Regions from separate parts of the Homo sapiens genome. Here regions 1 and 2 are each linked to region 3. A link is a contact called in ENCODE Hi-C or POLR2A ChIA-PET data. All regions are on one chromosome and are shown on one strand. Each heading gives the region's core, a stretch centred on a gene start or an enhancer-like site at or near the end of the contact. The rest is flanking DNA. Distances are from core to core; before and after follow the strand shown.

What was found. Hi-C counts contacts between places; a loop is a spot of excess contacts on that map. ChIA-PET counts read pairs that join two places held with the same protein, here RNA polymerase II (POLR2A). Pooled maps may share reads with other maps.
Region 1: a loop to region 3 is called in a map of CD8-positive, alpha-beta T cell, with 6 times the contacts of the local background. The contact joins the promoter of GMDS here to the promoter of CDYL in region 3. A Hi-C loop is called at or near these places in 3 of 168 maps with a recorded cell type or tissue (CD8-positive, alpha-beta T cell and naive thymus-derived CD4-positive, alpha-beta T cell) and 9 of 50 pooled maps.
Region 2: a loop to region 3 is called in a map of CD8-positive, alpha-beta T cell, with 4 times the contacts of the local background. The contact joins the promoter of SNRNP48 here to the promoter of CDYL in region 3. A Hi-C loop is called at or near these places in 2 of 168 maps with a recorded cell type or tissue (CD8-positive, alpha-beta T cell and naive thymus-derived CD4-positive, alpha-beta T cell), 1 of 37 single-sample maps with no recorded cell type and 7 of 50 pooled maps. POLR2A ChIA-PET finds 5 or more read pairs at or near these places in 1 of 52 experiments (T-cell).

What each region holds. Positions count from the first base shown.
Region 1 is chr6:2,243,695-2,246,854 of GRCh38, reverse strand. GMDS (GDP-mannose 4,6-dehydratase) reads left to right here and starts at 1,250. Exons shown (of 11, transcript NM_001500.4): 1 at 1,250-1,534. The coding sequence starts at 1,433. GMDS-DT (GMDS divergent transcript) reads right to left here and starts at 1,102. Exons shown (of 7, transcript NR_046229.1): 1 at 925-1,102. RefSeq lists a silencer at 978-1,607 and an enhancer at 1,108-1,608.
Region 2 is chr6:7,588,151-7,591,521 of GRCh38, reverse strand. It overlaps SNRNP48 (small nuclear ribonucleoprotein U11/U12 subunit 48), which reads right to left and starts at 1,324. Exons shown (of 9, transcript NM_152551.4): 1 at 1,109-1,324. The coding sequence starts at 1,264. RefSeq lists enhancers at 1,100-1,249, 828-1,567.
Region 3 is chr6:4,774,605-4,777,695 of GRCh38, reverse strand. It overlaps CDYL (chromodomain Y like), which reads right to left and starts at 1,292. Exons shown (of 7, transcript NM_004824.4): 1 at 889-1,292. The coding sequence starts at 912. It overlaps CDYL-AS1 (CDYL antisense RNA 1), which reads left to right and starts at 2,270. Exons shown (of 2, transcript NR_183279.1): 1 at 2,270-2,424; 2 at 2,939-3,091. RefSeq lists silencers at 941-1,490, 1,511-2,140 and an enhancer at 1,948-2,601.

The DNA of each region.
Region 1 (3,160 bases), core at 1-2,500, 2.5 Mb after region 3:
CCCGTATATTTCACAGACATTTCTAGCTTATAGCATGTTCCTCTCAATGGAAGTGTTCCCTCTCCTCAGCTTCAGGGTCTCTTCATCACTCAGAGGCACCATCAGATGTTTGTTGAGCCATTCTCCTCATAGAACGCAGAGGAGAGGCCAGGTGTGAAACCAGACCAGTCTATCTATAGCTAAGAAATATTCCTAACGGACCTCGAGGAGCGCGAGAGGGAGGTTTTAAATGTAATCCTGAGCTTTTCTGATTTTGGGGTTCCAGGTCTGCTATACATACTCTTGCACGTTATATTGGGCACAGCCCTAGTAACTCTGTGATTTGAAATGATGATCTGAAGTTATCGATTAGGGAGAGGAATGTGGACAGAGAAGCAGAGCAACGGAGACCGGGAAGTTTCCGTCTGTGTCCTGGATTGCAGCCAACTGCTTAGGCACACACACCTGCTGCCCTCCCGGCTCTGAGTCACCTCCTCTCCTCTCCCTGTCCAACGAGCAGCTGCCAAATGGCAGCCAAATCCAACAGATGTAAGCCGGGACCCCACCTGTGTTTGAATTACTTTCTTTGAAATCTGCCACGTCCAGGTTTATTGACCCGGGCAGTCTTTTCAACATTTCCTTATGCCGCATACGGGTGGGGCTAGGGACTTTCTTGTGCACTGGCAGTCCTCAGAAGAGAAAACTTTGAATTCAGCTATTTGGAACCTCGTTACTGGTTCCGAGCCTCAGGAAAGGCCAGAAGAGCGAGAGCCAGCCTAGTTAGTCACTCCCACATCTGTGACCCCCGTTTACGGGCCTTGTACGCTACTGCCCTTCAGGTACCATAAACCGGGCTTCTCAAAGGGCACTGCAACAGGTTTCCAGGAATTATTTATCAAAGTCCATGACCCCGGCCCTGTGACCCCTGGGTTTGAAAATTCAGACCTTCAGCCTAACGGAGAGGTCGGCTCAGCGTTCCTCCCAGCATCCTCGGGCGATATTAGGGTCCTGGGAGATTCGGGAGGCCACTGCGTCCAGGCCCCCCACGGCCAGCCAGGCGAGAGGCGGGACGCGAAGCCGCGGCCTCCTTCCTCTTCCCTGAGGCGGTGGCGGCGGCAGGCCCCGCCCCTCCCGCGCGGTGGCCGTCGGCGGAGGGGCGGGGCCTGCTACAGCGTCGCCGGCTGACGCGAATGACGCTGCGCCAGTCAGGCCGCAGCCCCGCTGCTTGGCCCGTCGGGCCCGCCTTGGCCGGCTCGGCCCGCCCCCGGCCCTCCCTGCACGGCCTCCCGTGCGCCCCTGTCAGACTGTGGCGGCCGGTCGCGCGGTGCGCTCTCCCTCCCTGCCCGCAGCCTGGAGAGGCGCTTCGTGCTGCACACCCCCGCGTTCCTGCCGGCACCGCGCCTGCCCTCTGCCGCGCTCCGCCCTGCCGCCGACCGCACGCCCGCCGCGGGACATGGCACACGCACCGGCACGCTGCCCCAGCGCCCGGGGCTCCGGGGACGGCGAGATGGGCAAGCCCAGGAACGTGGCGCTCATCACCGGTATCACAGGCCAGGTGAGTGCGGGGGCGGGGGCGCGCCGGCCGAGGCAGCCTGGGCACGCGTGCTCTCCCTACGCGCCGCTACTCGTGGGCTGCGGTCTCTCCAGGAACAGCCCTCTCGGCGTCCCGGAAGGGGTCTGCTGCCGGGAGGTGGGACGGAAGGTACGGTGCAGTTAGTGTGTTGCGTGTGGGGTGTGCGGGATACATCGAGCGCCTCTGGTCTTTCTCTGGGGGCTGTGAGCGTGTGTGCCGCGCGGGATGTCGCGCTCACACCCGGGCAGGACCGCCCGCTCTCACCTGCCCCTCAGGTGACCGCAGCGTCTCTTCCTCCAAGCCCATGTCGTGCTTCGCAGCTCCTAGTGCCGGAAAGGGAAAAGAACCGGTGATCAATGAACTTGCGGGTGAGGTCTTCTTGATGTGTCTCGGCTCAAGGGGCGCTTACCTGCTAACGTTTGGGAAGCAAGAAAAAGGGTGCTTTGCTGGTTTCGTCCCCTATCACCGGATTTCCAGATAGAAAAGAGAACATGAAAGAAAGTAATGCTGTGGAGTCACCTACTAGGACATGTTTAGGAAAAAGAACTTAAAAAACTTTTTAAAATCACGCCAACTTCTGAGATTCAGGTTGACACATTTGGAAGTGTATCCGAGGCACACTGGTCCAAAAGTGCGGCTAGTTCCATTTTCAAAGGAATAAGTTCGTCGAGTAAGGTAATCAAGAGGAGGTCTTCGGAATGTCTCAGGCTAAGCATGGCTGGTTTGTGAGGGTCGCCTCTTAGAGGTGTTGCAGTAGGTGGGATCCGACCGCTGTGTCTTACCAAGCTGTGCTGTTTTAGATTCAGTGGTCATGAAGTAATCGTGCCCACATATTGCTGTAGAAAGAATGTGATGTGTGTGCTCCTGGGTATCTCTGGGTGGTGGCCAATATAACACTGAGATAAAGGTGATAATGGCTAATACATATTGTGTCTATCATGTTCCAGTCGCTTGCCTAACATTAACTCATTTAGTTCTCATAACAAACTCTTTGAGGAGGTACTTTTATTATCTCTATATATGTGGAAACTGAGGCATGGGAGTTTGATTTGCCTGAGGTTAAACCGCTGGGAAGTGTCCAGTTGGTATTGAAACCACTCTCAAAGTTCTCTAGTGTTAGAAAGGGCTAAGTGGGCAGGAGGCAGCGGCTCATACTTGAAATCTCAGCACTTCGGTGTGCAGAGGTGGAAGGATTGCTCGAGGTGAGGCCAGGAGTTTGAGACCAGCCTGGGCAACATATTGAGACGTTGTCTCTACAAAAAAATTTAAAAAATGAGGCAGGCATGTTGGTGCTCACCTGTAGTGCTAGCTACTCAGGAGGCTGAGGCAGGAGGATCACTTGAGTCCGGGAGTCTGAGGCTGCTGCAGTGAGCAATGATGGTACCACTGTACTCCAGCCTGGGGCAAGAGAGTGAGATCCTGCCTCAAAAAAAAAAAAAAAAAAAAAAAAAAAAAAAAAGAAGGAGAAGTTGAAATTGGCCAGATGCACAGTCACAGAATATTACACAATTTCAAGTATTGAATACCTGATTTACTGCTGGTTATTCATGCATCTTGCTTTGCTTAAGGTAATCATAATAGACAAGAGTTTGAAAACTAGTAAGAGGT
Region 2 (3,371 bases), core at 75-2,574, 2.8 Mb before region 3:
CAATGAATGGTATATACAGAAATCAAATATATTTTAAATGCCTCTGAGGAATCAGTCATGTAACTTAAACCCAGGAGAAATTATCACAGCATGGTAAACCCAGAAGTAATAGTAAAGATAATGAATTACCCCACATTGGAGCACTTCCCTTCCTCTCATTCCACCGAAAATACCCCACAAAAAAACAAAAATCACGAATGTTCACTCTAAATACACTTGCCTACATTTTTAAAAAAGCAATTCTAATGTCCACAGGAGTTGCCAGTTACCACCTCTTGGTGACAACCTTTAATAATCCTAGAATTGGTGCTGTCCCAGTCAGAAGTGTCCAATTTTAAGGCACAGAAAGGCGAACTGGCAAACTCCCAGCTCTCCTGACACCGAATCTGGTGCAACTGCGGAATCCGTATGACAGATGACAATGCAAACCGCCAATCCCTCTGCAGCGCTCTGAGACACGTTCACTTATTTTCTAAATAAATACCAAATCTGCCATTCCCTCCTCACTCAACACACCTTCCTGGATTTTGTTTGTTTGTTTTTTGAGACAGGGTCTTGCTCTGTCGCCCAGGCTGGAATGCAGTGGAGCGATCTCGGCTCACTGCAGCCTCGACCTCCTGGGCTCAAGCTATCCTTCCACCCCAGCCTCCCAAATAGCTGGGGCCACAGGCTCACACCACCACACCCGGCTAATTTTTGTACTTTTGGTAGAGAAGAGGTTTCACCATGTTGCCCAGGCTAGTCTGGAACTCCTGGGCTCAAGGGATCCTCCCGCCTTGGCCTCTCAAAGTGCTAGGATTACAGGCGTGCGCCACCGCGCCCGGCCCCCGGTTTTCTTTAAACTCGAAGTTGCGCGGGAGGAGCGCCGCACTGGAGGTCGATGTGGAGCCTTCGGGAGTTCCTCGCGCGCCCCAGCCCGGAACCCAGGGACGTCAGGGTTGCTCCAGGGCCCCCGGCGCCCCTCGGGTCCCAGGCGCCCATCGCGGCTCTGCACACGGACGAGGACTCCTCGCCCTTCCCTCCGCGGCTGCCAGTGCGGATCTCCCTTCTTCCAGAGAAGACCCCGGGCCGATAGTCCCCGAAAGGGCCCCGCGGCCGCGCTCCTCACCTCCGCCGCCTCCTCTTCCCCGGGATCCAGACTATCTAGGTCCCAGCCCAGGGACGCGGTCACCTCCTCCAACGTCCGGCAGCCGCTCTCCACGAACTCGTTCAGCTCCTCCTGCAGCCGCCGCCGCTCCTCCACAGGTGGAGGCTCGCCCTCCATAGCTGCAGCCCACCCGCCAAGAGGAAGCGGCCGAACTGCAGACCGCACGCGCAGGCCTCTGGGAGCTGTGGGCGGGGCCACAGTCGCCACGTGACTTGAACAGCCTATAGGGAAGAGTCCCGGGAAGGGCGGGACTGTTATTTTGAGAGGCGTTTTCCAATCTTTTCTCAGCTCTTGCGTGCATTTGCTCTGGCCTTTCCAGAAAGATATTCGCCCTCCTCGACTTCCTCAGAAAAAACGGCTTATAGCTACAGAAAAGTTTTAAAAATAGTACAATGAGCTTTCGTTTAGCCGTCCTTCAGCTCATTGTTAACATTTTGCCAGGTTTGATTTCTCTCCGTCTCTTCTCTCCACATTCACAGCCCCACCCAATGATTTTTGCTGAATTCTTTGAAAGTAAGTTGCAGATTTTTCACCCCCAAATATGTTAGCATGCATGTTCTAAGAATAAGAACATTTTCCTGTGTAACCGCAATACATGATCAAACCTAAGAAAATTAGTAAGTCCATAAAATCATTTATTATACAGTTCATATTCAAATTTCCCCATTGTCCCCAAAATTATTTCTATAGCAGTTTTATTTTTTCAACTCATAAGCTATAATTAGTTATTGTCTCTTTTAATCCAGATCAGCCTCCTTCACCCTCCTTTTTAAATTATTAAATCATTACATGTTGTGATGAGCCTAGGCCAGTTGTCTTGTAGAATCTCTCTCATTCTGGATTTGTCAGATTTTGTTTCCCTCATGATTAGATTCAGTTTGAGCACTTTTGCAATACTACCTAAGAGATGTTGCCAACTCACGGGGACGCATAACTCAGTTATATTAGTAATGCTAAATTTGATCACTTGGTAAAGGTGGTGGCTACATCTCTTCATTCTAATAGTACATTTTCCTCTTAGGAATTGGTAAGCAATCTGTGGATTATACCTTGAGTCCATAAGAATAACCTGTTCCCCAACTCCTTGATACAGTCCTTCACTGAATCTGTTGTTACATTAGGAGTTATAAGTGATTCCGCAATAGTATCATGCCTTTTATGTTTATTAACTGGCATTCTTTCCACACCTCCATTTTAGTGTTTGCTTCACTATGGGAATCAAGGTGTTTTTAAAGTTATTGATTTAAGGTTTTTTTTTAATTCAATATAATATACTCCTTTAACATCATAATTCTTGTTGATGCTCAAATTGTCCCAAATGTGGCCAGTGGAAGCCACATTAAGCCATCTGTGTCTTTCATGTATCCCTATTAGTCCTTGAATGCTTTCTTGCTTTGATAACACAAGCTTAACTTTGTACATTTCCTACCCAACACCTGGAATTAGCCCTTGTAGTTTCCCCAAATGGTTTCAACTCCTAGAATCTAACCCATTTTATATTACTTTTTAAAATTTTTTCAAGCCCAAGTGTCAAACCTTGGTTTCCTTTTGCACTTTGTTTACCCATGTGAAGGAACTGTGGGGGAATTTTTTGGTGAACAATTATTTCTAAAGGCAAATAGCACGGTTCTCACTTAAAAAAATAGTCATAAGACTATAAATAGGCAGCACCATAAAATACAGAAGTGGCTAGAAGCTGGTAAGAGAGGAGTATGAAGTTAATGTATTCATACTCTGCCTACAGTATCTTTTTTTTTTTTTTTTTGAGACGGAGTCTGGCTCTGCCACCCAGGCTGGAGTGCAGTGGCGCAATCTCAGCTCACTGCAACCTCCATCTCCCGGGTTCAAGCAATTCTTCTGCCACAGCCTCCCGAGTAGCTGGGACTACAGGCACATGCCACCACACCCTGCTAATTTTTCTATTTTTAATAGAGATGGGGTTTCACCATATTGGCCAGGCTGGTCTCGAACTCCTGACCTTGTGATCTGCTCGCCTCAGCCTCCCAAAGTGCTGGGATTACAGACGTGAGCCACCGCGCCCAGCCCGGTATCCTTACTTTTTATTTGCATTTCCATAGTTAGCTGGTTGGTCTGGAAAAATGTGAGACTATTTCTGATGTGACATGACTCCTGATAAAAAGTTCTAGTGTATATTTCCCTGTTTGTATATGTGAACCAAATTAAAACTTAGCCCACGTCAAACATATCCTCTCTTCAGGATACA
Region 3 (3,091 bases), core at 43-2,542:
CTAAACGCATCATAAAGGTGAGTCTAGAGAGTCTTCGCAAGTTTTAAGTCTCTTAGGAACTTATTTATAAATACATGTGAAACAAGAGAATCATTTATCCAGAAGAACAGAAAGCCTTCCAAACTTCTGTACTCCCAGGAAGTCTACTTTGAAATACGTCAAAAGAAGTTACATGGAGACATACAAAACATGTCTAAAGATCCAAATTGGTAACTCTCAAACTTGAAGCTGGTTTAAACCCATCGACCAGAACTTACAGTTCTGGCTATGCCCTTCTCATTTGCAACGCTGCGGCGCAAATGAATGACGGTGTATCAGCGTTAAATTTAAATTTCCTGGCTCTGGCCACAATGCTAACCTAATTAAAGCATGTGGTCAACGTTTAGCATTTTCGGTGCGAGATTTTGCATCGCTTTGGCGAACAGCAAAGTCGAAAGCGTTTGCACCGGTCTTCTCCCCGCCACCCCCCGACCAGGGGCAAAACCCTCTCCCAAATGCTTTATCAAATGATCCAGAAACCCCCCCACACCCCACCCCCCGTACCGCCCACGGTCCCCGCCGAGCGGCAACGGAGGCACCACTTCCACGACCCACGCCAAGAGCACTTTGAGCTCAGTCCGAGCAAGTCACTTGTGTCAGCACCACTTCCCCACGGCTGGGACCCCCCCCCCCACCCCACGCCCGGCAACTTCAGGACCCCCCGGCCGGGGCCCCTCGGAACGGAGGCTCGGGCTCCCCTCACACACATTTCCCGTCCAGCAAACTGCGGCCGCGGCGGGGGAGGGGACGCGGCGGGCGCGGGCGGCGAGCGGGGCCGTCGGGCGGCGCGGCCGGGCCGGGAGGGGCGGCGGGCGGGGGGCGGCCCGAGGCCGGGGGGAGGGGAGGTACCTCGTACAGCTCCTCGGAAGCCATGGTGGGCGGCGGAGTTGCGGGCGGGAGGGGCAGGGTCGGGGCGGGCGCCGGCGCCGGGCGGCCGACACTTTGTTTCAGTTGGGTCCTGCGTGGCCTGCGCTTCCTGCTCCCGCGGCCGGCCGGGCGCTGGGCACGGACGAGCCTCTTGCACTCCGCGGCCAGTGCGGGCCGGCGGCGCGGCGGGGTTGTGCGCAGGAGCAGCTACGCAACGCGCCCTGGGCGCCCCGCGCTCACTCCCCGGCGGGCCGGCTCGCGCTCGGGCTCATCGCGCCCCGCCGCGGGGCCGGGCGGGCTGGGGCGGGCGCGGCGGCGTGCGGGCGGCGCGGCCGGATCGCGGCTCCCCTCTCCGGTGTAGTGCAGAAAGCTTCCTACTTGCGACCAAAAAACCTGCCCCGGCTACTGAGCATGCCCAGTGCGGCCGCCCGGCCCTGCGGAGCCGCGCTCCCGCGCTCCGGGTTTTCGGGCCGCCCGCGCGGGAGGGGCGGGGCGGCGGCGGGGCGGGGCAGCCGAGGGGAGCAGTGGGCTCCGCTCGGGGCCGAGGCGGGCGGCCGGCGGGGCCGGGAGCGAGCCGGCAGGAAGGGGAGGAGCGGGGCAGTCGGGGGCGGGGCCGCGAGCGCGGGGGGCGGGGTGGTGGGCGGGGCTCCGACTTCCCCAGTCCCGCTTGCGGGGTCGGCCTGGCCCGCGGCACCGCCCCCCAGCCCGCCTCGACGTGGGCGCTTGCGGCCCGGCCCAGGGCAGGCGGGACCTGGACCTCGAGGTTCGAGGCGCAGCGCGGTTGTGCACACCAGGACGGGCAGCGACGGACCCGAGATGGGGCAGGGAACCATGCGAGCGAGCCGGCCCGCGTCTGGAGCCCACCGCCCCGACGGCAGCGGCCGCGCCGTCTACCGCGCGCCTCCCTCCAGGAGGAGCCCAAGAGGCGGCCTCCGTGCGCCCGCCCGTCCGGGGCCGGGCCAGCCCGCGAAGGGCCGGCGGCGTGGCCAGGTGGAGCACCCACCCCACCCCATGCCCGCCCCACCGGCCGCCGCCAAGACCCGGAGCCCGGGCCGCGCGCCCCGCGGGGTGGCCCGGCGAGCTCCGGCTGGCACGCTGGCTCCGCGGCAGGCCGGGGGTGGGATCCGGGGGGCGGGAGCCGGGCGCGGCGGAGGGCGGCGCGAGGGCGCGGCTGCCTCCGCTCTGCCCGCAGCTCCCCCCACGCCAGGCCTCTGGGTTCCTCTCGGAGCGTCCGCCTCCTCCGAAGCGCAGCTGGGAAGGGACCGAGTCTGGATTCCAGGGAGGTCCGGGTTCTAATCGAACGAGGCTGTCAATGGTGGTTCCTTTCGCGGAACGGTGTGGACTACACGACAGGCCCTCGCTCAGAACAGCGAGGGCTGGCCCGCGCTCCACTTCCCAGGGAAGATCTACTGCCAGGGCACACCTGCCGGGCCCTGGACGTGCCCCATCGGTGGCGAAAGAAGGGGCTTCCTGACCCAACTCCCCCAGACAGCCGCCAACTCCGATCACTCTGGCCGAGTATGCGGAACTTCCCCACGGGGCACTGCAGAGGCATTAGTTCACCCTCTCCCCCAGGCCCTGCATCGGGAAGCCCTCGCCAGTTCCTCCATGTCTCCCCGGGCATCCTTCGGGCCGCCTCACTCCTCCGTGCTCCATCTCGCTCCAGTTCCTAACCTACCTTGGAGCCACAAGGCTCCTCCCACCAGTTTTCTTCCTAAAGCCCTATTCGTTTGTGCCCCCCAACAGCGTTTCAACAACCACGGGGCGTCTCACAGACCCCGCGGTTTCCTGTCCTCCCCACGCCCAGGAACAAGCACCACGCCAACCCTTAAGTCACTGCGAGTCGAATCGCCGTTCCCCTTAAGCGGTGCTTCTACCTGCGGTCCCCACCGTTTGAAACAAACTCCCAGCTCAGGGATCACCTTAAAAGGATAGCCTTCCTGACTTCCAGGGCCAAATCGGTAACTCCCTCTTCAAGCGCTGCCTAAGCACTCACGCGTGCTCACTGCAGCACTCGTCTCTGTATTTTAAGGTTTGTCTACTCTTCACCCCACCCCAACTCCAAACGATGACCTTCAGTCAGACTTCATCTTCAAATTTGACGCTGGCCCCTAGCACCATTCTCTATACAGGAAATAAGGTGTTGTTCAATGAATGGAATTTCAGTGTCCACGAGAAAGCCCAA